Linked DNA regions of Homo sapiens: region 2 is linked to region 1. Evidence: read pairs that join two places in POLR2A ChIA-PET (ENCODE). Cell type or tissue: PC-3. All regions are shown on one strand. Each heading gives the region's core, and the rest is flanking DNA. Links, peaks and the distances in the headings are about the cores only. Region 1 overlaps ORC2 (origin recognition complex subunit 2). Region 2 overlaps SPATS2L (spermatogenesis associated serine rich 2 like).

Region 1 (11,644 bases), core at 8,909-11,408:
CATATGAAACCCATACCATTTATTTATTTATTTATTTATTTATTTATTTATTCATTCATTCATTCATTCATTCCTCACACTGGGGAACTTTGCCTTATTTTTTGGCATCATGCCCTATGTTTTTCAACCTTTTTAAAATTATTGACCCCTAATTAGCCTTTTTAGACATTTTCTCCTAATCACTTTTTCCCACCCTAAAAATTTCAGTACTACATATATGCTGTATATCTGTTTATGTACTGTGACGCTTTGGAGGGCCACAGACTATTATATTAATAATGTCAAAGTCTTTTTTCCACACTCCCTCCTGTGCCAAGATCCAGTTTTACCCAATTGGGAGATGTATTGTACCTGTCAAGAATGCCTGCTTTAGAGAACGTGGAACCGTTAACATTTCAGTGTGTATCTTCTGTCTGTTCATACATGCATGGGCACACATAAGCTTGCACCATTACGTTTATAAATAGACTTTTTGCAATTAATAATGTATCATATATACATTACTCTGTCATTAGACATTCTTCTACAATAAGAGTTTTGACATGTATTGCCAAATATCCTCCTAAAGTTTATACAGATTACACTATTTAATCATAGTTACATTTTCCTAAAGACTTAGTTTTGGCCAGGTGCAGTGGCTCATGCCTGTAATCTCAGCACTTTGGGAGGCCAAGGCGGGTGGATCGCCTGAGGACGGGAATTCAAGACCAGCCTGGCCAACATGGCGAAACCGTGTCTCTACTAAAAATACAAAAAATTAGCTGGGCGTGGTGGTGGGTGCCTGTAATCTCAGCTACTCGGGAGGCTGAGGCAGGAAAATCGCTTGAACCCGGGAGATGGAGGTTGCAATGAGCCAAGGTCACACCATTGCACTTCAGCCTGGGCAACAAGAGTGAAAATCCATCTCAAAAAAAAAAAAAGAAAAAGAAAGAAAGAAATCCCAAATCCCATCTCTACAAAAAACATACAAAAATTAGCTGGGCGTGGTGGCATGCACCTGTAGTCCTAGCTGCTCAGAAGGCTGAAGTGGGAGGATCACTGGAGCCCAGGAGGTTGAGGCTGCAGTGAGCCACAATCACACCATTGCACACTAGCATGGGTGACAGAGCAAGAATTTATCTCATACACACACAAAAAAGCTTAGCATCTGAACCATTTTTAAAGTGTATGGGTTCAGTGGCATTAGGTACATTCACACCATTTGTAACCAATCTCCCAAACTTTTCTCATTGTACAAAACTGAAATTTATTCATCTGTAGATGGACACTTGGGTTGCTTCAACCTTTTGGGTATTGCGAATGATGCTGCTATGAACATGGGTGTACAAATACCTCTTTGTGACCCTGCATTCAATTCTTTGGGGTTTATACCCATAAGTGGAAATGCTGGATCATGTGCTAATTCTATTTTTAATTTTTTAAGGAACCACCATACTTTTTGCACAGTGGCTGCACCATTTTACATATCAACCTACAGTGTACAAGGGTTCCAATTTCTCCACGTTCTTACCAACACCTATTTCCTTTTTTAAAAAAAAAAAAAAACAGTAGCCCTTTTAATGGATATGAGGCGGTGGTTTTATTTTCTTTTAAATTTAACATATCGTTAAATTCTCAGAGGTCAGTCTTCGGACAAAAAGAACTGTAATAGCTAGTAGTATTGCATTCTAATATATAAATAATGTGTGGTTTTCTATATTATACTTTTGGATTGTTTGTAACTTTTTATTAGTGTAACTAATGCAGTAGTGATTGATTTTGATGTAGGACTTGAGTCTTTGAATGTAAGTTTGTTGGAGATCAGCTGGTTGAACAGTATTGCCTTTTTTTTTTTTTTTTTTTTTGAGACAGGGTCTCACTCTGTCACCTAGGCTGGAGTGCAGTGGCACAATCAAGGCTCACTGCAACCTTAGCCTCCCTGGGCTCAGGTGATCCTCCCACCTAAGCCTCCTGAGTAGCTGCAACTACAGGTGCGGACCACCATGCCTGGCTAGTTTTTGTATATTTTGTAGAGGTGGAGTCTCACCATGTTGACCAGGCTGGTCTCAAACCCCTAGGCTCAAGTGATCTGCCAGCCTCAGCCTATCCAAAGTGCTGAGATTAGAGGTGTAAGCAATTATGCCCAGCCTGCTTTTTTTTTTTTTAATTTTTAAGCTATCATATCCATAATGCATCAACTGGAATTTTCCAGTTTCATTTTCTTCCAATAAACTGATAACTTAATGATACTTTTGATGCTATCTGAGTGTAGTAGGCTTTCATGTTTCTCAAATTTTCTCTTAAATCTTTTACAGTTTCTCATTCTCACCTTATTTAAAACCAGTTGTTTTAGTTAATAACTTTTTCAAGTTTATATTTTGTCTATATTTGACATTCAGACAAAAATAAATTATATAGGCCGGGCGCGGTGGCTCATGCCTGTAATCCCAGCACTTTGGGAGGCCAAGGTGGGTGGATCATGAGGTCAGGAGATCGAGACCATCCTGGCTAACACAGTGAAACCCTGTCCCTACTAAAAATACAAAAAAAATTAGCCGGGTGTGGTGGCGGGCGACTGTAGTCCCAGCTACTCGGGAGGTGGAGGCAGGAGAATGGCATGAACCCAGGAGGCAGAGCTTGCAGTGAGCCTAGATCGTGCCACTGCACTCCAGCCTGGGCGACAGAGTGAGACTCCGTCTCAAAAAATAAATAAATAAATAAATTATATAAATATATAGTTATACATTCTATATTCTAATTATATATTCTAGTTGTAGTTCTATCATTGCAGTAACAAGTTCTCCATAAATAGATTTGTGCATATATGAAAACTAGATATACTGTAGAAGTAGCATTGCAGATCACTGGGCTAGTGATGAACTGGTCAGTAAATGGTGATGGGACAATTGTATATTCCCATTTTAAAAAAAAGGCCCTCTACCTCCCTTTATAAACAGATTAATTACCTTAATTATTTAAACATGAAAAGCAAATTGTAAATGCTTTTAGACAAAAATATAAGAGAATATGGTTTTGGTCTTGATTACAGAAAGTTTTCTTAGAAAATATGTAATCAAAAGAAAAGATTGACAAATTCAACTAATTAAAATTCATTGTTTCTCAAGAAAGTGAGAAGACTACAGACTAGAAGAAAATGTTGCAGAAGACATGTCTGATAAAGGACTTTTAATCCAAAATATACAAAGAGCTTTTAAAATTCAGCAATAAGAAAACAATTTAATTAAAAAATAGGCAAATAGGTATTTGAACAGATACCATATGCTTATTTGCCATCTATTTTTATTCTTTATTACCAAGGAAAATAAACAGATGGCCAATAAGCATATGAAAATATGCTCAATATCATATCATTAGGGAATTGCAAATTAAAACAAAATGAGATACCACTATACACCTATTAGAATAGCCAAAATCCAAAACACGAATACCACCAAATACTGATTAGGATGTGGAGCAGCAAGAACTCATTTATCTCTAGTTAATGCAAAATGGTGCAGCCCCATGAAAAACAGCTGTGCTGCTGCTTATGAAACTCAACATACTCTAACTATATAATCCAGTAGTTATGTTTCTTAGTATTTACCCAAATGAGTTGAATACTTATGTCCACACAAAAACCTGCAGGTGGACCTTTATAGCAATTTCATTCACAATGGCCAAAACTTGGAAGCAACAAAGAGGTCGTTCAGTAGATGAATGGATGAACAAACTGGCACATCCTGACCATGGAGTATTCAGCACTTAAATAAAAAAGAGCTATCAAGCCATGAACAAGATATGAAAGGACCTTAAAAGTATGTTACTAAGTGAAATAAGCCAATCTGAAAAGGCTACATACTGTATGATTCCAACTATATGACATTCTGGAAAATGCAAAACTGTGGAGACAGTAAAAAGACTAGTGTAAAGTCTATTTTATAAGAAACCAGCACTTTCCTTCAAATGACACCATAAAAAGAGTGTAAAGACAAGCCACAGCGTAAAGAAGATATTTTTTCTGAGAAGAAACCTGTAAAAAAATGTTCAGTGTCATTAATGATTAAGGAAATACAAATTTAAGACGCCTCTCTTCAGTTTATACCCATTGTTTGACAAAGATTAAGGAGTTTGGATAAAACCAAGCGTTGGTGGAAATACAGATCACTAGGAAAGCTTAATAAGGAGGATGAGCACACACTTTGGAAAGTTTGACACCATTTTCTAATAAATCCATTAAGTATTGACAAAAATTACATATATTTAAATGAAAACAACTTTCAATAACTTAATGAGGAGGGCATTGTTTTCTATTTTTAATGTCTGGCTTCATTGAAGGCAACTGGATTTTCTTCTTCACGCATTCCATTAGTCAATATGGTAACTTGTTATCACATCATGTCGTCTCTGGCATACCTCACTGTACACTCTTGTTTGAGAGTCAAAAGTTAATTAATGTCTTAGTATTATTACGAAGTAATTTTGACCTCAGGGATCCTAGCAACCCTCAGGCCACATGTTGGAAATTGCTGTGATAGAAAGTAGGATACTAGAAATGAATGTTCACTGTGTTGTAGGTAGCAGTTGATATTTAAAGAGGAGATTGAAGAATGTCAGTTAAGTCAGGATCTGTGAAGAAAGCTTTTTTTTTTGATACTTTATCACTTTATCACCGAGGCTGGAGTGCAGTGGCACAATCTCTGCTCACCGCAACCTCTGCCTCCCAGGTTCAAGCAATTCTTCTGCCTCAGCCTCCTGAGTAGCTGGAACTACAGGCATGTGCCCCCATGCCCGGCTAATTTTTTGTATTTTCAGTAGAGACGAGGTTTCACTGTGTTAGCCAGGATGCTCTCAATCTCCTGACCTCGTGATCACCTGGCTCAGCCTCCCAAAGTGCTGGGATTACAGGTGTGAGCCACTGCGCCCGGCCAAGAAAGCTTCTACCATAAAACAGCTGTTTAAATCTCAACCTCAACAATTGTACTTTTCATCTTTGCTTCAGAAAATAAATATAACCAAAAAACTCCCTTTAGTCCTCCCTTCCCAGGGACAACTGTTACTAGGAATTGAATGCATATCCCTCTAATCTGGGGTTTTGCTATGGTTTTGTATTTTTACATAGATGTCTGTGTATCTTTGAATAGCATGTTAAAACTTATATAAACAGTTTCATAGCCTGTTTTCTTTACTATGTATTTCCAAATATTTTATATATAAATATAGTTAAATCTTTATGCAAGGCTATGAGGGGTACAAATCTTAAGTTTTTTTGTTAAAATTTTTTTCTGTTAATTTTGTTCTTTTTTCCTAAATGTATATTGCATTTTTTTCTTTCAGAATCATTGAAAAATGGCTCTGCTACAGGTGGTGGAAATAAAGTTTATTCTTTTCAGAATAGAAAACACTCTGAAAAGATGGCTAAATTAGGTATGTTGCTTTTCTGATTTCTATAACTATTACTCATCTTTCCTAAGGTAGATTTAACCACATTCCCCATGATTATTATACCACTACATTTCCTAAAAGAATGAAGAGAGATTCCCTATGGTTTAGGGAATAATGAGACGTTCCCTAAAAGAAGGATGTTATATTAAGCACAATTAAGTTCATTTGTTTTTTTCATGCTCAGATGTCTTCTGTTTTCAGCTAGATTATAAGCTTCTTGTAGTATGTGCACAGTCTTTGTTTTTCTTTAGTCCTCTCCAAAATATGTAGCTTAGTTTCTTTTTTTTTTTTTTTAAAGGTGGAGTCTCACTCTGTTGCCCAAGCTGGAGTGCAGTGGTGCAATCTCGGCTCACTGCAACCTCCACCTCCTGGGTTCAAGCAATTCTCCTGCCTCAGCCTCCTGAGTAGCTGAGACTACAGGTGTGCTCCACCACACCCGGCTAATTTTTTTGTATTTTTAGTAGAGAAGGGGTTTCACCATGTTGGCCAGGTTGGTCTCAAACTCCAAACCTCAAGTGATCCACCCACCTCGGCTTCCCAAAGTGCTGGGATTACAGGCATGAGTCACCATGCCCGGCCATAGCTTAGTTTCTTCACAAATTTTTTTGAAGTAACAAGTGAGAATCACATAGAGATATTCTGAATTGATTAATAAATAAGAGTTTTGCTGGGCATGGTTGCTCACGGCTGTAATCCCAGCACTTTGGGAAGCTGAGGCAGGAGGCAGGCAGATCCCTTGAGGTCAAGAGTTTGAGACCAGCCTGGCTAACATGGTAAAACCCCGTCTCTACTAAAAATACGAAAAATGAGCCAGGCGTGGTGGCACGTGCCTGTAGTCCTAGCTATCCAGGAGGCTGAGGCAGGAGAATCACTTGAACCTGGGAGGCAGAGGTTGCAGTGAGCCGAGATTGTGCCATTGCACTCCAGCCTGGGTGACAGAACAAGACTCCATCTCAAAAAACAAACAAACAAAAAAACCCAGAGTTTTACCCTGTATATGGAAAAATGTTGTTTATATTACAGAAAAATGCTTATATAAAGTTATTAGTAATGGTCTTCTAACATTTTTCTTACTTGAGTTACCACCTATACCAATTAACACTTCAGTTGCTGATTTTCAGAGAACTAAGCTGTAATAAATTACATATAACCTTAAAATTAAACTGTCAATTATTTTTCAAAATTCAGGCCAGGCATGGTAGCTCATGCCTGTAATCTCAGCACTTTGGGTGGCCAAGACAGGAGGATCGCTTGAGGCCAGTAGTTCAGTACCAGCCTGGGCAACATAGCGAAACCCTGTCTCTACAGAAAATTTAAAAATTAGGCTGGGTGCAGTGGCTCACGCCTGTAATCCCAGCACTTTGGGAGGCCGAGGCAGGTGGATCACAAGGTCAGAAGATCGAGACCATCCTGGCTAACACAGTGAAACCCCGTCTCTACTAAAAATACAAAAAAAAAAATTAGCCAGGCGTGGTGGCGGGCGACTGTAGTCCCAGCTACTCGGGAGGTTGAGGCAGGAGAATGGCGTGAACCCGGGAGGCGGAGCTTGCAGTGAGCCGAGATCGCGCCACTGCACTCCAGCCTGGGCGACAGAGCGAGACTCAGTCTCAAAAAAAAAAAGAAAATTAAAAAATTAGCCAGGCATGGTGGTACATGCCTATAGTCCCAGCTACTTGGGAGGCTGAAGCAGGAGGATGACTTGAGCCTAGGGGTTCAAGGTTGCAGTGAGCCATGATCACACCACTACACTCCAGCCTGGGTGACAGAGTGAAACCCTGTCTCAAAAAAACAAAAACAAAAAAATCAGATGGCACTGTATTTCGATCTTGTGGTATGAGGGGGTCATCATTTTTGAAAGCAGTAAGGAAGGGAAATAATATATGTGAAAGCACTTTGAAAATTATAAAGGTATATAAATACAAAGTTTGGAAATACCAAAAAGTCAGGAACAAAAGTATAATAATTATCCACCTGGTAAATGTAATAGTTGAAAAAGAGGGCTTATAACGTATAATTATAAAACACCTATGGATATTTCTTCAGTGGTTTGTTTTTATTCAATCACTGTAGCCAATGACACATGTAAACATTCAAGGTCAAGTAAAAATAAAATATGTTAAATGTTGACACTGATGAGGAATATATGAGAAGTAATTATAAAACCTGTATTTCTGAATATAAGTTAATCAGTTGCCAAAATCAGTTTAGTTTTTCTAAAATGTGTAACATTAAATACATTACTGATTTTGAACATAACATGGTACATACAATAATTTACATTAATTGATGTGTTTCTTAGTATTTATTATCTACATCAAGAAATTAAGTTTTTTTGGTTGGTCGCGGTGGCTCGCTCCTGTAATCCCAGCACTTTGGGAGGCCGAGGTAGGTGGATCACTTGAGGTCAGGAGTTCAAGACCAGCCTGGCCAACATGGTGAAACCCAGCTCTACTAAAAATACAAAAATTAGCTGGGTGTGGTGGCACACACCTGTAATTCTGGCTACCTGGGAGGCTGAGGCAGGAGAATCACTTGAACCCAGAACGTGGAGGTTGCAGTGAGCCAAGATTGCACCACTGCACTCCAGCCTGGGTGACAGAAAGAGACTCCATCTGAAAAAACAAGAAATTAAGTTTTTAAATCTATAAAAATGACTGAATCCTGTATAGGAGCACTGAGAAACCAGAGAAGAAATGCTGATGTAATAATTAGAAAGATAAAGTAGACAGCAAGACCAAAATGAAACCCTAGGACAATGGTGCAGGACAAAGAAATACCACTGGAGAAAGAGGAGAATTATTATTGTAAAGTGAAATAGAACTCACAGGAGTAATCAAGTAGTAGTTCTCCATTTGGAGAATTAGCATGCTCATAACTTAAAGATGATAATGTGTTGTATTTGTAAGCACTGCATAAAACTGGAATATTATCCTCATTCTGCGCATTTCTGTCATCATATCTGAAAGAAATACACATTTTAAAGTCATGAGAAGATAGTTTTATAGATATTTCGTCTTTATTATTATGACCATGAAATTTCAGGAACGCAGTTTAACAGACTGATCAGACTTTCTATAATCTTTGTTTAGTTATGATGCTCTTTAATGAATTTCATTGACTCATTAAGTATTGTTGCTAATTGTGTTTACATCTAAATATATCAGTAAAATAGAATGCCTTAATATTTAATAAATAACATGATCTGCCAGAAAATCATATGTTATTCTGAGTATAAATGATGATTTTGTCCAGGCATGGTAGCTCACACCTATAATCCCAACACTTTGAGAGGAAAAGGTAAGAGGATCACTTAAGCCCAGGAGTTTGAGACCAGCCCGTGCAACCTAGTGAGACCTTGTCTCTATAAAAAAAAATTAAAAAAAAAAATAGATTTTCATATAATTGGGCTAACCAAGATATAGGGCTAGAAATAGACTATAAGTTAGATAGGAAGGCTTTGTAAAATACAGAGAATGTATCTAGAGTAAGAAAATAAATGTAAACAAAAGAGCAAAAGTAGAAGTACCAGGTAGAGAAGAAAGTGAGGAGTTCAGTCAGGCTGGAGAAATAAATGGGTAAATTAAAAATAGATTGAGATCCAGCAATCCCACTACTAGATATATACCCAAAGGGTATGAAATGAGTATGTCGAAGAGATATCTGCACTCCCGTGTTCATTGCAGTATTATTTTGCAATATCCAGGATATGGAATCAAGCTAAATGTTCATCAACAGAGGAGCAGATAAATATAAATGAGGTAAAAGAAAATAAGTATCTTTTTAAAAAAATTAGAAAATAGATTGGTTAGATAGGACCAGATAATAGACTAATCTAAAGCTATCATTAGACAGAGACCAGTTTATTGTGTAAAATACAATACAGATGAATTAATAGAATAATGAATATAAAGATACAAAATTTATGCCCTATTTTTTTTTGCAAGCCCACAAATAATATCATAATTTTTTTTAAGGGTCTCACTGTATTGCCCCGGCTGGAACGTGTGGTGTAATCTTGGCTTGCTGCAACTTCCATGTCCTAGGCTCAAGCAATTTTCCTGCCTCAGCTTCCTTTCCTCAGTGTCCCTTTAGCTCGGGCTAAAGTCACACGCCACCACACCTGGCTAATTTTTCTATTCTTTTGTAGAGACAGGGTTTCTTCATGTTGCCCAGTCTGGTCTCGAACTCCTAGACTCAAGTGATCCACCCACCTCGGTCTCCCAAAGTGCTGGGATTATAGGCTTGAGCCACCATGTCCAGGTCTAATTTTCTATTAATAGAGTCAACAGCCATGCCATTACATTTCATTTAATATCATCAAAAACAAATATGACATAGGAGCAAGAAAAGAATAAAAACTGTACACATGCATTGAAAGTGTGCATGTAGATGATTAATACAGAGCAAAGGTCAGCCAGCTTTTTCTGTAAAGGGCCAGACAGTAAATATTTTCAGCTCTGTGAGCTAGACAGTCTCTGTTGTGACTACTGAACTTGGCTGTTGTAGCTGAAAAGCAGCCACAGACAATACGTATGGATGGTGTGGCTACATAAAGCTGTACTTAAAACAAGTGGAAAGGCTGGGTTTGGCCCCATAGACTTATAGCTTGCTGACCCCTGACATAAAGAAACACTGTAACTTTTTGCCATTCATAGTCATAACTAAACACAAAGTTATGTGTTAAATAGTGATTCACCGCTGGGCGTGGTGACTCATGCTTGTAATCTTAGCACTTTGAGAGGCCGAGGCGGGAGGAGAACTTGAGGCCAGGAGTTTGAAACCAGCCTGAGCAACATAGGAAGACCCAGTCTCTACAAAAATTTAAAAATTAGCTAGGCATAGTGGCGCACGCCTGTGGTCTCAGCTATTTGGGAGTTTGAGGTGGGAGGATTGCTTGGGCCCAGGAGGTCAAGGCTGCAGTGAGCCATGATCACGCCAGTGTACTCCTGGGCGACAGGTACTTGTACTAGGCATTGTGCCTGGTGCTTATTAGACATGTTGAGTCATCCAAGAGGTGTTGGAATGTCTGCCTATCTCTGTGTGCTCACAAAAATGACTATCTTAGCCGGGCGCGGTGGCTCACACCTGTAATCCCAGCACTTTGGGAGGCCAAGGCAGGCAGATCACGAGGTCAGGAGTTTGAGACTAGCCTGGCCAGCATGGTGAAACCCCCGCTCTACTAAAAATACAAAAAATTAGGTGGGCATGATGGCACACATGTGTAATCCCAGCTACTCAGGAGGCTGAGGCTGGATAACTGCTTGAACCTGGGAGGCAGAGGGTGCAGTGAGCTGAGATCGCACCACTGCACTCCAGCCTGGGCGACAGAGCAAGACTCTATCTCAAAAAAAAAGAGACTATCTTGTTCTTAATCCTCTTCAATTCTTCCTTTTTATTCTTTTCTCCCTGGCTCCTTTGTAGTTTAATAGTTATTTAAAATCAGGTGGAGCATTTTTATGTTTCAGTATAACACCAAAATGATCTCAGCTAAGTTGCTTTTGTTGCTTCTTTTCATATGAAGTTTTTTCCCTATCCTGTGAATCAGCCTTTAATCCAAAAATGACATAAAGAGAAGAGCAAGGACTGAGCCTTAAGTATGCCTAGAATGTTGAGGAGGCTGAGGACAGTGAAGAAGAGATGAAATAACCACAACCAGTAGCTTGGGAACCAGGATAATGTCATAAGACTCAAATGGAGGAATTAATATCAAGGGAAGATTAAAAAAAAAAAAAAAACTTAGTGAATCATATAGAAGACCGAAGGGATTAAGGAAGAAGAAGCAGCCAATTCATTTGTAGAGATTGTTATGAGTATTTTGGGTCAGTTTCAAGACTGGAGGATAAAAATGGGGGCAGGTTAGAAAGGTTTAGGAGCCAGTAAAATGGCTTTCACTTGTACAAATTTAACTACACCTTCTCCATTTAGAGAAAAAAAGCAAAAAAGCAGTTAATTTGGTATGTGCCCTTTTTCTCAGTGAACAGTGTCCCAGTGTGAGAGTTAACTTGGAAAAGGTAAATCTGTTTCTTCATTTGGGTTCATTTTCCACATGCCTCTCATGGTGTGAGTGTGAGAGCATCATTAAAGATAACACTTATATTTTTTTATTTAAAATGGCCTCTATTATAAGTGATTTGGTCTTTGGTCTTTAGAAAAAAAAAGCGAGAGAAAGAAAATTGTTAAAGTAAAAATAAAATGGCCCCTAAACAAAAGACCACTATTCCAT
Region 2 (11,644 bases), core at 5,536-8,035, 550 kb after region 1:
TGGTTACTGACATATTCTAGTTTTATTTATCCATTTTTAAGTGCATCTCTAATTAAGAATTAAGTATTACACACTATTAAAAAGCTTAATGGATTCAAGCCCAAAATGTATGGAGTGCCTCCTGGGTGCCAGGCAGAGCATATGGCTGGCTCTTTCCTTGAGAAGCTTGCAATCTTGGAGGTGAGCTTAACCTTATCCCCTATGATAAGGACAGCAATCAAGCAGCCAGCAACCTCCTCCTCACACCAATGGGAACTGGAGTTATTTATGGGTTTGCCGTTCCTGCAACTTTGAAAGGAGTTTTATAATCAGCTTTGGTCACATTTCTCAAATGCTGAGCCATTCAGAGATGCCTTAAAAACAGCTCATCTGTGTATGCTTTGCTTCACTTGCTGGGCCACTAATATTATCTACACAGTAATGGAGGTAGTTTTCCTATGAATTTTCTTGGGGAAGAAAATACTCTTTGCAGACCAGTACCTTCACATCATGGATAATTCCATAATTTAATTGCCTTTTCTAACATCTACTTCCTGCCAGCAAAAAATATGCATGAGGTGCTGTCATGTTCTACTTGGCTGACTTTTGGGGAATTAACACCAGGGGTACAAATCAAAACTAACTTTTTTTTTTTTTGGCAGGAAACCAGGAAGAGAAAGAATAATGCAGATTTGAAGATGGAAAAAAATGCAGTTTTTATAGAATTATGGGAAGTAAAAGTGGAGAGGATCTTAGAAACATTCTAGTTGTGGCTTCTCAAACTTTAAAATATATTCTGATCACCTGGGGATCTGATTGGGATGAAGATTCTGATTCAGAGGCTTGGGGTGGGTCCTGAATTCTACATTTCTAATCAGCTCCCAGCTGATGTAAATGCTGCTTGTCCAGGGATGTGGTGGGCAGAATAATGGCCCCTCAAAGACGTCCATGGCCTTATCCCCTGGAACCTGTTAACATGTTAGGTTACATGGCAAACTGAATTTGCAGATGGAATTGAGGTTGCTAATTAGCTGACCTTCAAATGGGGAGATCATCCCGGATTATCTCAGTGGGTCCAGTATAATCACAAGGGTCCTTATAATTTGATGGAGATGGAAGAGAGTCAATGGGACAGTGATGCAATGAGAGAAAGGCTTGGCCAGCCTCTCCGGGTTTGAAGATGAAAGGGGGCCACGAACCAAGGAATGCAGGCAGCTTCTAACAGCTAGAAAATGCAAGGAAGAGTATTCTCCCCAGGGCTCCAGAACCAGTACCTTGAGTTCAGCCCAATGAGACCCATTCGGACTTCTGACCTCCAGAACTAGAAGATAATCAATGTGTGTTGTTTTAAGCTGCTGAAGTTGTGGCAGTTTGTTACAGCAGCAACTGGAAATGAATGCAATGGACCACACTTTGAGAAACAAAGGCCTACACTTCTCTTCCTCCCTCCTTATAAGGAGATGTCTTTCCCTATCCCACCAACTATTACCTTTTAAAAAAATATACCTTCCAGATGGCAACCCTCTCCACAAAGGTTTGGGGGAATTCTAGCCATTCACTCATTCAAGCCACATTTTGTGAGGGAAAGTGAAATGAATCTCACACAATCTTTGCATCCAACGAGCTGACAAAAGAGTAAGGAAAATAAGGCAAAGTCATAAATAACTAGCACATCATTCTGGTAACAACGTTCTCTCTGAATCTTACCTGCTCCCTATTCTTTCTTTCATTAACCCAGACAGGTTCCCCTATCTTTCACCTGGACTCTGGAAAAGGCCTCCTAATGGGATTCTCTGGCTTGGTTTCTCCTCTCTCCAATCTGTCTTAAAACAGTCATTGCACAATTAATCTCCCCAAAGTGCTGAGCGTGTTCACTGATAGAGGGAAGGAGATGGCAGTGAGAAAGAATTAGAAGAGGGGAAGAGAGGAGATAAATTATGAAACAAGCTTCCACTGGAAATAAGAGAAACGTCATCAAAACCCATGTGGAATGGAAGGGAGGTTCTTCTGTTTTTCTAAGAATTCAGAGAAAGGAGAAAAGGAGAAGTGAGAGTGAAGACATAATAAAAATTTCAGATTGTGAAGGGGAAAATTTATGGAAACCATTCCTCTGCGTGAGAGTTTTAGAATTCGCTTTGGGGCTTAAAAAGTGGAGAAAGGTTTAGAGCTGCCCTTATGGAAATGAGATAGGAAATGACCTTGATGAATGATGGAATGCTGAGCAGGCCTGTGGGTCCATGGTGCTGGACTGCACAGATCTGTTACGGTGCCGATCGGCATGGCTTTCCCCAGCAATTCTCAACAAGCCAGAAGCAGGAGCAAAGCAATCATCCATAGTTACAAACTGAACTGTAAGAAATGTAGTGGTAGATTTTAGGGCTCAGAAACATAGGGGCTGAGTATCACTAAGGTGTCTGATGAAGGCATCTGTGGTCTATGAAGGGGGAGGATGAATTGGAACACTAGAGAAAGGCTAAGGGACAAGAAAGAACAGATGTTAAAGAGAATTAGAAGATGAGAGAGGTCAATGATAAGGACATGCTCAGAGAAGGGATGTTAGACATTGCCAGTATGTGGTCCCAGTGCTGCTTGCTGGTGTGTAAGTATAACCCCTTTTCTGCAGTCCAGCCCTTTGCTTTTTAAAAAGAACTAAAGTGTTCTCCACAATTCCATCTTTATAGAGTAAACGTGCTCTTCTGCAATTTTTCATAAGCTGTGCCTCCTAAGTTTTTACTATCTGATCAAGCTCACCTGAGCATATCCTGTTAAAATATGTTGCTATAAGAGAAGCACATTGCTCCAGAAGTGGTTGGATTAGAGCAGAGGACTGTGAGACCTGCACCTGCCTTGGTTGGGCCCCGTTTATCCATTAAGGGAGTCTAAGGTGGCATCAGCAATTTTAGGAGCCACATTAATTAATCACTAGGTCAAATGCAGGTTACTTGCTACTGACTCTCCTTCCGTTGAGTTTGAGACAAGTGTCCCCGGGCCTTTACTTGTGCAATGACTAGAACACAAAGGTAGGATTTTATATTCATCTTTCTTAAATTTCAATATGTAAGTTCTGACATATCACTCCAGCCAACTGTTATGTTTTAGAACCTTGCATTTTGCCCCATGATAAACAGGAATGTTTCAGCCATTCCTTCCAATTTTGTATCATTTTAAAAATCAGTTGACATCCTCTATATCTTAGATTTGTTATTTGAATTTTGTGTAGGCCATGGCCAAGTACAGAGGCTAGAGTATTACCATAAAAACTTCCCTCAAAGTTGAAATTAATCTTTTAATACCTGGTTCATTCATTTCTTCAGTCAGTCACAATGCACAGACTCAGAAGCTGGACTGCAGCAGTGACAGATGCATTGGGGTTTATAGTCTAGGAAGGCAAATGTTTGATGAATGTTATAGAAGAAGCAGTAAGGATGCTCTGGCATCTATAACAGGGGACCTGTCCTAGTCTAGAGAGTAAGGGAAGCCCCCTCCAAGGACTGAAGTTAGCTTAAACCGAGAATGATGGGTTAGTAGCACTATAGTTAGGCCAGGGGAATGGGAGGGAAGGTGGAACATTCCAGGAAGAGGGCACAACGTCTATGAAGAGATAGGACTGAGTGACTGGAAGAACATGCTCAAAGGAATGAAGGTCAAAGATTGCTGGAGCATTAAGTATGAAAAGGAGGGGGACTGTGGGTGATGCTGGAGAAGAAAGGCACAAAGCAAAAGTGGGCAAGGCCCTGGAAGACTTATAATTTTGAGGCTTATTCTAAGGGCAAGCCATTGAAGAGCTTTACTCAGGGGAGGAACATGATGCTTGTATATTAAAGGTCATTCCAGTTTCTTTGTGAATGTGTTGGAGGAGATCAAATGGATTCCTGTTAGGATTCTAATACTGTCCAGGGGAGAGAAAATGGACCAAGATGGGGCAGTGTAGAAAAAGACTCACAAATTTCTTGGGAGGAAGCAATTGATTTGCATTTAACTAGATGCAGGGAATGGGGAAGATGAAGGCACATGGGTGATTCCTTGGTTTCTGGCTTGATTGTCTATGTGGCTGGTGGGGTCATTTCCTGAGAAGGGACCAGTGGTGGTAGCTTTACTCTTTTGGGAGCCTGTGAGACATCCATGTCCAGATATCTAAGAGGCAGCTGAATCTGTAAATCTGGAGCTCCAGAAAAGAACTGAGCCAGGGATAGAGATTTTGGCACCATCAGCATCAAACTGAGTCTCAACCCTGGCTGCAAACTGGAATTACTTGGTGAATTTTCAAAACATAGCTAAACCTGAGCCCCACTCCAGATATCAAATCTGGGACTTGGCATTCCTTAAAAAAAAAATTTCCCAGGGACTCTAATATCCATCCAGAATTGAGAACCGTGAGTGAGAAATCATGAAAGTCATAGATAGGTAAGGGACAGTGGATGAGGCAAAGGAGAGAAGGTGGCACAGGACAGATCTCTTTTTAAGTGTAACTGCTCACCTGTCAACTCATTTACCTGAGTGTACTCACTACGCACCCACCCCTTTCCATTATTTATGTAATATTATAATTTCAAAAATACCAGTTCTAGTTTAGAACAGTTTTACTTTCTGTAAAGCAAAACTCTTCGAGAGGGCACGCTCTCTCTCTGTAAGAGGGTATCCATCCCAGGTATCCACTGCTGCATAACAAGTGTCCAAAATTTTGTGGCTCAGAACAACAATCTATTTTTCACTATTTCTGTGGCTTAGGAATTAGGGAGGAATTTGGTGGAGCAGTCTGCCTCAGGGTCTCTCATGGAGATGGATGGTGGGTGGGGAGGGATGCTGCTGCAGATGGGGTGTGTCTGAGCCTCTCTCTCCTTGTGCAGTCTCAAGGTTTCTCCAAGTGGTCTGTGTTGATGGGCTAGTCTGGGCTTCCTTGAAGCATGGTGGAACAGTCAGACTGTTTACATGGCAGCCCAGAGAGCCACTGCAATATCCCACCTGGTGAAGAAGTAGCAGAATCACCTGGCTTTGGAAGTCTTTTCCTTCCTACTATACTGATCAACCAGCTACAAAAGTCTGCCCAGTTTTAAGGGGAGAGGCAGGCTCCATCTTTTAATGGGGGAAGATACTATTGTTGTCTCTTTGAAAAATACAGTTGGCTTCAAATAGTTAAAGATAATGAAATCAACAACCCAGATTTCTTTTTACCAATTCTTCGTCTATACTTTGTCAAGTCACTGAACATTTGGAAAAAAAGCAAATTTATTTAACAGTTACAATAATACTAAATGAAAATTGATAGTTTCTGTTAAATACAACTTCTTTAATTCCTAGAAATGAGCTGATGACTTATAGAGTAAGAGATATTCAAATGGACTTCTCTCCTATCTAAAAAAAATAGTAAAATTGGAGACTGATTTGAGTAATAATAAAACTTCAGTCTCCCACACACAAAAAAGTAAAATTAAAATGAACTAAAGTATTTTAAATCTTTAAATTTAGTCCATGATCAACTTTTTATATCAGAATTTTGATTTTTAATCTGACACTGGGAAGTTTAAATATATACATATAACTCTCAAATCATTGTTAGCAACAGTCTCTTTGATCTACGTTTAAACAAGCAATGAGCTTAATACATATCTCATTTCATCCATTTAGTTAGCATATATTCAGTATATACCTACATGTTTTCTATAATTGCTCTTGATTCTTCTCATATTTTCCCAGAACTACCAGTTAGACTTGCACATAATTTTAGGGTACACTGAGTCCTTGAGTCCACTGGAGGTCTGTTTTCAGCCAGCTGGTTATACCTACATGGTATTAGGACTTAGGTAAATATTCTGTCTAGCCACTATCACTGATGAATTCTATACTTTAATTTATTACTGAGGACAAAAAAATGTTATCTTCATTCAAGGCATTTTGTTTTTGGCATTTTGTTTTTGGTATTTTAATCAGAGTAGAATACTAAGACACTTTAATCTTCTGCTTCTAACTTAGAATATTCAGTAAAATCTTTCTTCTCATTTTCTTTGCAATTTAAAGTCTCCACTTGGAGGGGGGAAATGGTAATTATTGACATTCACTCTCCCTGAGGGATTTTTTTTTCCTGCTCATTCACAGAACTTTTCAGATAAAGAGTACCATAAAGGTATAAGTCACTATTACCCTTTAACCAATACCAGAATAAAGGAGTTAATTATTTTTTAGTCAATACCAGAATAAGGGAGTTGGGTTAATCTCTAAATTATATTAACCTTGGATATTTCTTCACTGTGGTGTAGAGGAAGCCGATGATTTAAACACCATGGAAACTAGAAGCACACTCTCTCTCTTTGAGGGGAGTTTATTTGTTCACCTACATATCATTTTTCATTTTAACAGGTTTGATCAATTAAAAAAGAGCATGATGATTTGAACACCAGTCAAAATTATCATCTGATTGGCCAGATCTTGTTTTCCCAATGATTTTATGAGTTTATTTGTTTGCTTTTCCTCTAAAGGCAGTAAAAAAGAATTAAAACTAGTCAGCATTTGCCAAATTCCTGAAATTACAATTTGAGCCACTAAAAATTTTAAAAACTACAATTGTCCATCGGAAGATGAGTGGATAAAGAATGTGGTATATATACACAGTGGAATATTATTTAGCCTTACAAAAGGAAACCCTGCAATGTGCAACAACATGACAACACTGATGAATCTTGAGGATGCTATGCTAAGTGGAATCAGCCCAGCACAGGACAAATACTACACGACTCCCCTCATATGAAGCATGTAAAATAGTCAAACTCATAGAAGCAGGGAGTAGGATGGTGGTTTCCAGGGCCTGGAAGGAGGAGGAAATGGAGAACTGCTGTTCAATGGGTATGAAATTTCAGTTATGCAAGATGAGTAAGCTCTAGAGGCACTGTCCCTATGACTAACAACATTGTATTGTACATTTAAAAACACAATAAGAGGGTAAATTTCATGTTAAATGTGCTTAGCATAATGTTTTTAAAAAGAAAGAAAAACATTAAGTTATATAATTGATCCTAAATCATCATTTCAATATATTTTTGATAATTACCTTCAAGGATTGAGAAGCAGAGTTCCGAAGCATCCCTAAGACAGGAGGGCATCAGAAATGTTATGCCAGTGAACCACACATGGACCTTTAAGATGGTTCGATCAGGTTCCGTTATTTTATAAGAAACTGACATACTGAGAGGTTACGTGCTAAGTTCAACCTGAGGCATCCAGTTTGTATCAGGACTCAGGTTGGTGCCCATGTTCTCTGATCCGCAGCACAGTCTCCCTTTTGGTCTTTCACAGTGCCAGTGCGTAGGAGGTGGGAAAGACCACAGGTTCATCCAATGATAGAGCTGCAAAGGATTTTGGAGTTCATCTACATGAACTCCCATCGTTTGGCAGATTAAAACATTGAAGCCAAGTGAATAAATACAATGTATACACATTGTACACAAAGGACAGTTTTTCAGTATAATGATGTCCCTTTGTTACTTTATAATGTGGTTTGAAACAAAGTATACTTTTAATGGAGAATAAGATTACTGAATCATTGTTCACCCTAGAAGTTGAGAAGACTTCCCATACTAGTGACAGTATGACTTGGTTTGCTAAAGGATGGGAAATTCTAGAGTTTGCATTTTAATTTACTATTTACTTTAGAATGATGGCTCCCAAACTTTTAATTTATTCTTTTCAATAAACATAAAAATCTCAAGCTTTTCTCATATAGTTGAATTCCAAAATAGGTATTCCAATTTCCTTTTTAAATATATACATATGTATTTTGTTACACTCTGAGGTATTGTGGCAGCTACGGAAATCAACACAGTTGACTGACAGCCTAGCTGCCACTCCTCTTGGGTCCCCCAGTGCATTTGCACCCCAGCCACACTCCCCCCAGGAGGTTGCTAGTTAACAGCTGAGGAGGCTGGGGACTCGTGAAAGCTCATTTCTGAACATTCCCCCAGTGGGCAACGTTGGCCTAAACACTCCTCATCAGCCTGCCGAAATTCAATACTGCATTGTAAGTTTGAGACATTCTCTGCTCGATTTTCCTTTCTTCTCCCTCTTCTTTCAAGCTATCAGATTTGCATGGAAGTCTAAAGCCTCTCCCTGCCTGCTCTGGCTGCCTACCCTCTTCCCCATCTCTTTTAATCCCATCTCATCTTGGCATCTGTCTCTTGGATGACTCAAAAGAAAACAAATATGTGGGTTTTTTTTTCTAATTATACCTATCTTTTCCCCCACTGACATTCTAATACTTGCCCTAGACCCAGGAAGCATGTCCCACTTCCTTCTTCCTCCCTATGAGTTGAGAATTACCATTAGACAATAGTGGCTAAATTATTTAACACTGATTAATTAGCCAATATTTGGGGGGCACAAAGTCTATGATATTATTATTATATAATAATATATTACTATAGGATAAGTACACAAATAAATCAAAAGTCCACTAGGAGCTTATAATCAAGTTAAGGAGCAATGATTTACAGAGAAAATGTGGTTTTAATAATAATACAAACAATAACAATTTTAAGGTCTGAGTTTATGCATCTATCTGTTTGTCTGTCTACCTGTCTGTCTAATCTATCCGAACAGATTTCCAGTGTACAAGGTTAGGAGAGAAGGAACCATTGTTACAGCCTTCCAACATTGTCATTTTCTTCTCCGTAAAAACTGAATAATTTAATACGAAGGATCATGGTGAGAAATAACTAGAATGTTGGTAAACTACCTATAAATCCCAAGGGATTGTGAATAGAAGTTACTTCTTCCTGCTGCCACAGGGTTTCATTTTCGACATGCTCTTGTATTCTTTAGCATTAACCATCTATCTTATATATACCTCTCAGCTGCAGTGCACAGGGGCTACCAGGAAAGACTGGAAGGAGTGGGGGTGGAGAGGCAGGAGAAGCAGGAGAGAAACACTGTGAATTCCGATCATGTAGCCTGGAAAAAGCAATGCGATGCTAATCCTACAATAGTAAATTTCTTCTTATCCCCTGAAACTGAGGCTGACATTTCCATTTATTCATTCAGTTCCTTTAGACTCCTTGTCAAATCTCTTCTAGTTGCCAAGCAACAGTAACAGCAGTTCTGTACATAAGCATTAGGCAACAACTATTGTCAATGTTTCTCCTTTCTGTTAATGGGAAATTTAATGACCCTTTCCTATGAGAAAATGATGACAAGAACCTGTTTCATGGTGAAATCTGAAAGCTGTGTGGCTTGTGTTCTTGTTTGAATCCAAGGGTTGGACTAAATTGACTTCTACACTCCTGCAAATTTTTCCCCAAAGCTTCCATGGTTTGCACTTTCAAAACAACTACTTAGCATTAAAACTTGTGTCAAATCCCATGAAGCGAGTTATCTATTAAATGGAGTTAATGTTTTAAAGATGCATAATGATGGGTTTCTTCTGTACTCTCTCTAATCAAATGCTTGGATTTTTCTGACCATACTCCACCCCACATAAAGATTTGAACTATATGTCACTACTCTGTAAAATGCAGATCAAGAGAGTTACAAGAAAAAATAATAAAATAGTACATATTTATTCAAAAATAATTAAAAATCTGCTCATCCGTTGGGGACAGACACCACGACACACAGACATGAACACCTTCTATCTCCATCATCTGCAGAGACATTGAATATGTCACCTCTCTGGACAAGAGACTTTTCTCCTTTTTACTATTCCTTGTTTTTTATTTGAATGATTCTACACAATTATTGTTTATAAACCAATTTACCTCTATAACTGTAACAGTTCTAAAAGCTATTCACAGTGAGTGGCGCAGCTCAGCGATGACATTATAGACTGAGCTGTTCCCCATTTCCATATCATCGTATTGTCTAGTCTCACTTATTTTTTGTAGGCTCAGCAATAGCTATAAACGTTTGAAAAAGTCAAGTTCGCTTTTATGTTCTTTTTCTCATTTGGTCTTTTTACTTTTTCTTTCCAATCTTGGTTCTATGGGAAAATATATATATATATATATATATATATATATATATTTTTTTTTTTTTTTTTTTTTTTCCAGATCGAGTCTCACTCTTTTGCCCAGGCTGGAGTGAAGTAGCATGCTCTCCACTCACTGCAACATCTGCTCCCTGGGTTCAAGAGATTCTCCTGCCTCAGCCTCCCAAGGAGTTGGGATTATAGGTGTCCACCACCACTCCCAGCTAATTTTTGTATTTTTAGTAGAGACGGGGTTTCGCCATGTTGGCCAGGCTGGTCTCGATCTCCTAACCTCAGGTGATCTGCCTGCCTTGGCCTCCCAAAGTGCAGGTGTGAGCCACCATGCCAGGCCTCAAACAAAAATGTTAATTAACTAGAGCTCTTTTTCCATTTTTTAATTGTGAAATAAACAGATAAGCTCCCCCAGATTCTTTCTAGTTTATATCGTTAAGAGCTCATAAAGCAGCTCTACATTTATTATTGTACTTGATGACTTTGTGAGGCAGATTTTATTATCATGTCCAATTTACAGATTAGGAAATTGAGGCCCAGAAAAGTTAAGTGGCTTATTTCAGGGTGCTCAACTAATAATCTCTGACTTCTGTCTCCAAACTCCACACTCTTTCCACAGCCTTACCTTGTTGGAGATCACTTCCCAAGTGTACTGGGTCCTCTAAAGTGGCTTAGAGGTCACTCATTGGAATTAGTTATCAGTGCATAATTGGACACTTTGCAACTATTAACCCCATTTACAAAGATCTTCTTTACTTTCCATCACCAAGTTTTACTGCTGAATTGTATTCTATTTAAACTGATTTATGGGAATGCATTAAAAATATCTGACTAAAATTTCTATTTTGTCTATACCAGTTCTAATAATCCTTTCTTATTCAGTTAAAATTATTTAAACATTTATAAATCTAATTTACCTTGGTACCCACATATTTTACACAGAAATAATCTAACAGTGACTATTAAGCTGTACACTGAAATCATCTATAAATTTCTAGTATTCAATTTCTTTAAAAATACATTATTTAGAAAAGAAGCTATTAAAAAATGAGTATGCCCTAAATATAAGATCAGATTAGCCCAAAGATTTTGTTCTGATAGCTCACCTTCACAGAGTGACATTTGGGGAATTTTTTTCTCCCTTTATTTTTTTATTTCATGCAGCAGGATATGACCGGTTACTCAGCAAAGGACCTCATTTGGTATTGTGAAGCCTACCTGAGACCACCTGTATTTGATGATTATGTAAACATACTACTTTTCTGAAGAACCACAGGTGGTCAACGTAAGTAACCCAAGTTTCTGTTTTTAGAAGCAATTTAAAATATGCTTTATTTAATAGCAAAAAGAGTACTAAAATGAGATGACATTTCCATTAACCTACATTTCATTTTTCAAGAAGACTTGAGATTTTGCAAAACATCGTAAATGGGAAATGAAGTCTCTAAAGAACTTAACAATTCAAGCAGGCGTGTCCATTCATTCATTATTCATTCATTTATCTAACTCTATCTGGGGGTCAACTATGTATCAAACCCAAGAATAGTAATAGTAAGACCCATTCTCTGCCTCCAAGAAGCACAGTCTCACATGGGGAGACAGAGCCACAACTAACAATTACACTCCGTGGAATAACAGCTGCAGTGGAGAATGCAGAGAAGCCCACAGAAGTACAAGGTGAATGACAGAGGAAGGGCGAATCAT

Evidence for each region. Peaks named below come from ENCODE experiments on the same cell type or tissue, not always from the same donor. Only the 100,000 strongest peaks of a DNase experiment are listed, where the experiment ranks them.
Region 2: POLR2A ChIA-PET joins it to region 1 with 5 read pairs; 1 of 35 experiments calls an interaction of 5 or more read pairs at or near these places.

Annotation. Positions count from the first base shown.
Region 1 is chr2:200,943,313-200,954,956 of GRCh38, reverse strand. It overlaps ORC2 (origin recognition complex subunit 2), which reads left to right. Exons shown (of 18, transcript NM_006190.5): 5 at 5,314-5,403. Among named protein-coding and RNA genes, the nearest start is that of ORC2, 15 kb to the left of the region's middle. In PC-3, for the core only: no CTCF peak of the experiment used is centred there; a DNase peak (open chromatin) is centred at 9,966; H3K27ac peaks cover 1,450 bases.
Region 2 is chr2:200,394,374-200,406,017 of GRCh38, reverse strand. The region is part of intron 3 of SPATS2L (spermatogenesis associated serine rich 2 like); the gene reads right to left. It overlaps LOC101927741 (a long non-coding RNA gene), which reads left to right. Exons shown (of 7, transcript XR_007088047.1): 7 at 642-9,363. Among named protein-coding and RNA genes, the nearest start is that of SPATS2L, 94 kb to the right of the region's middle. RefSeq lists an enhancer at 1-658. In PC-3, for the core only: no CTCF peak of the experiment used is centred there; a DNase peak (open chromatin) is centred at 6,787; H3K4me3 peaks cover 296 bases; H3K27ac peaks cover 2,005 bases.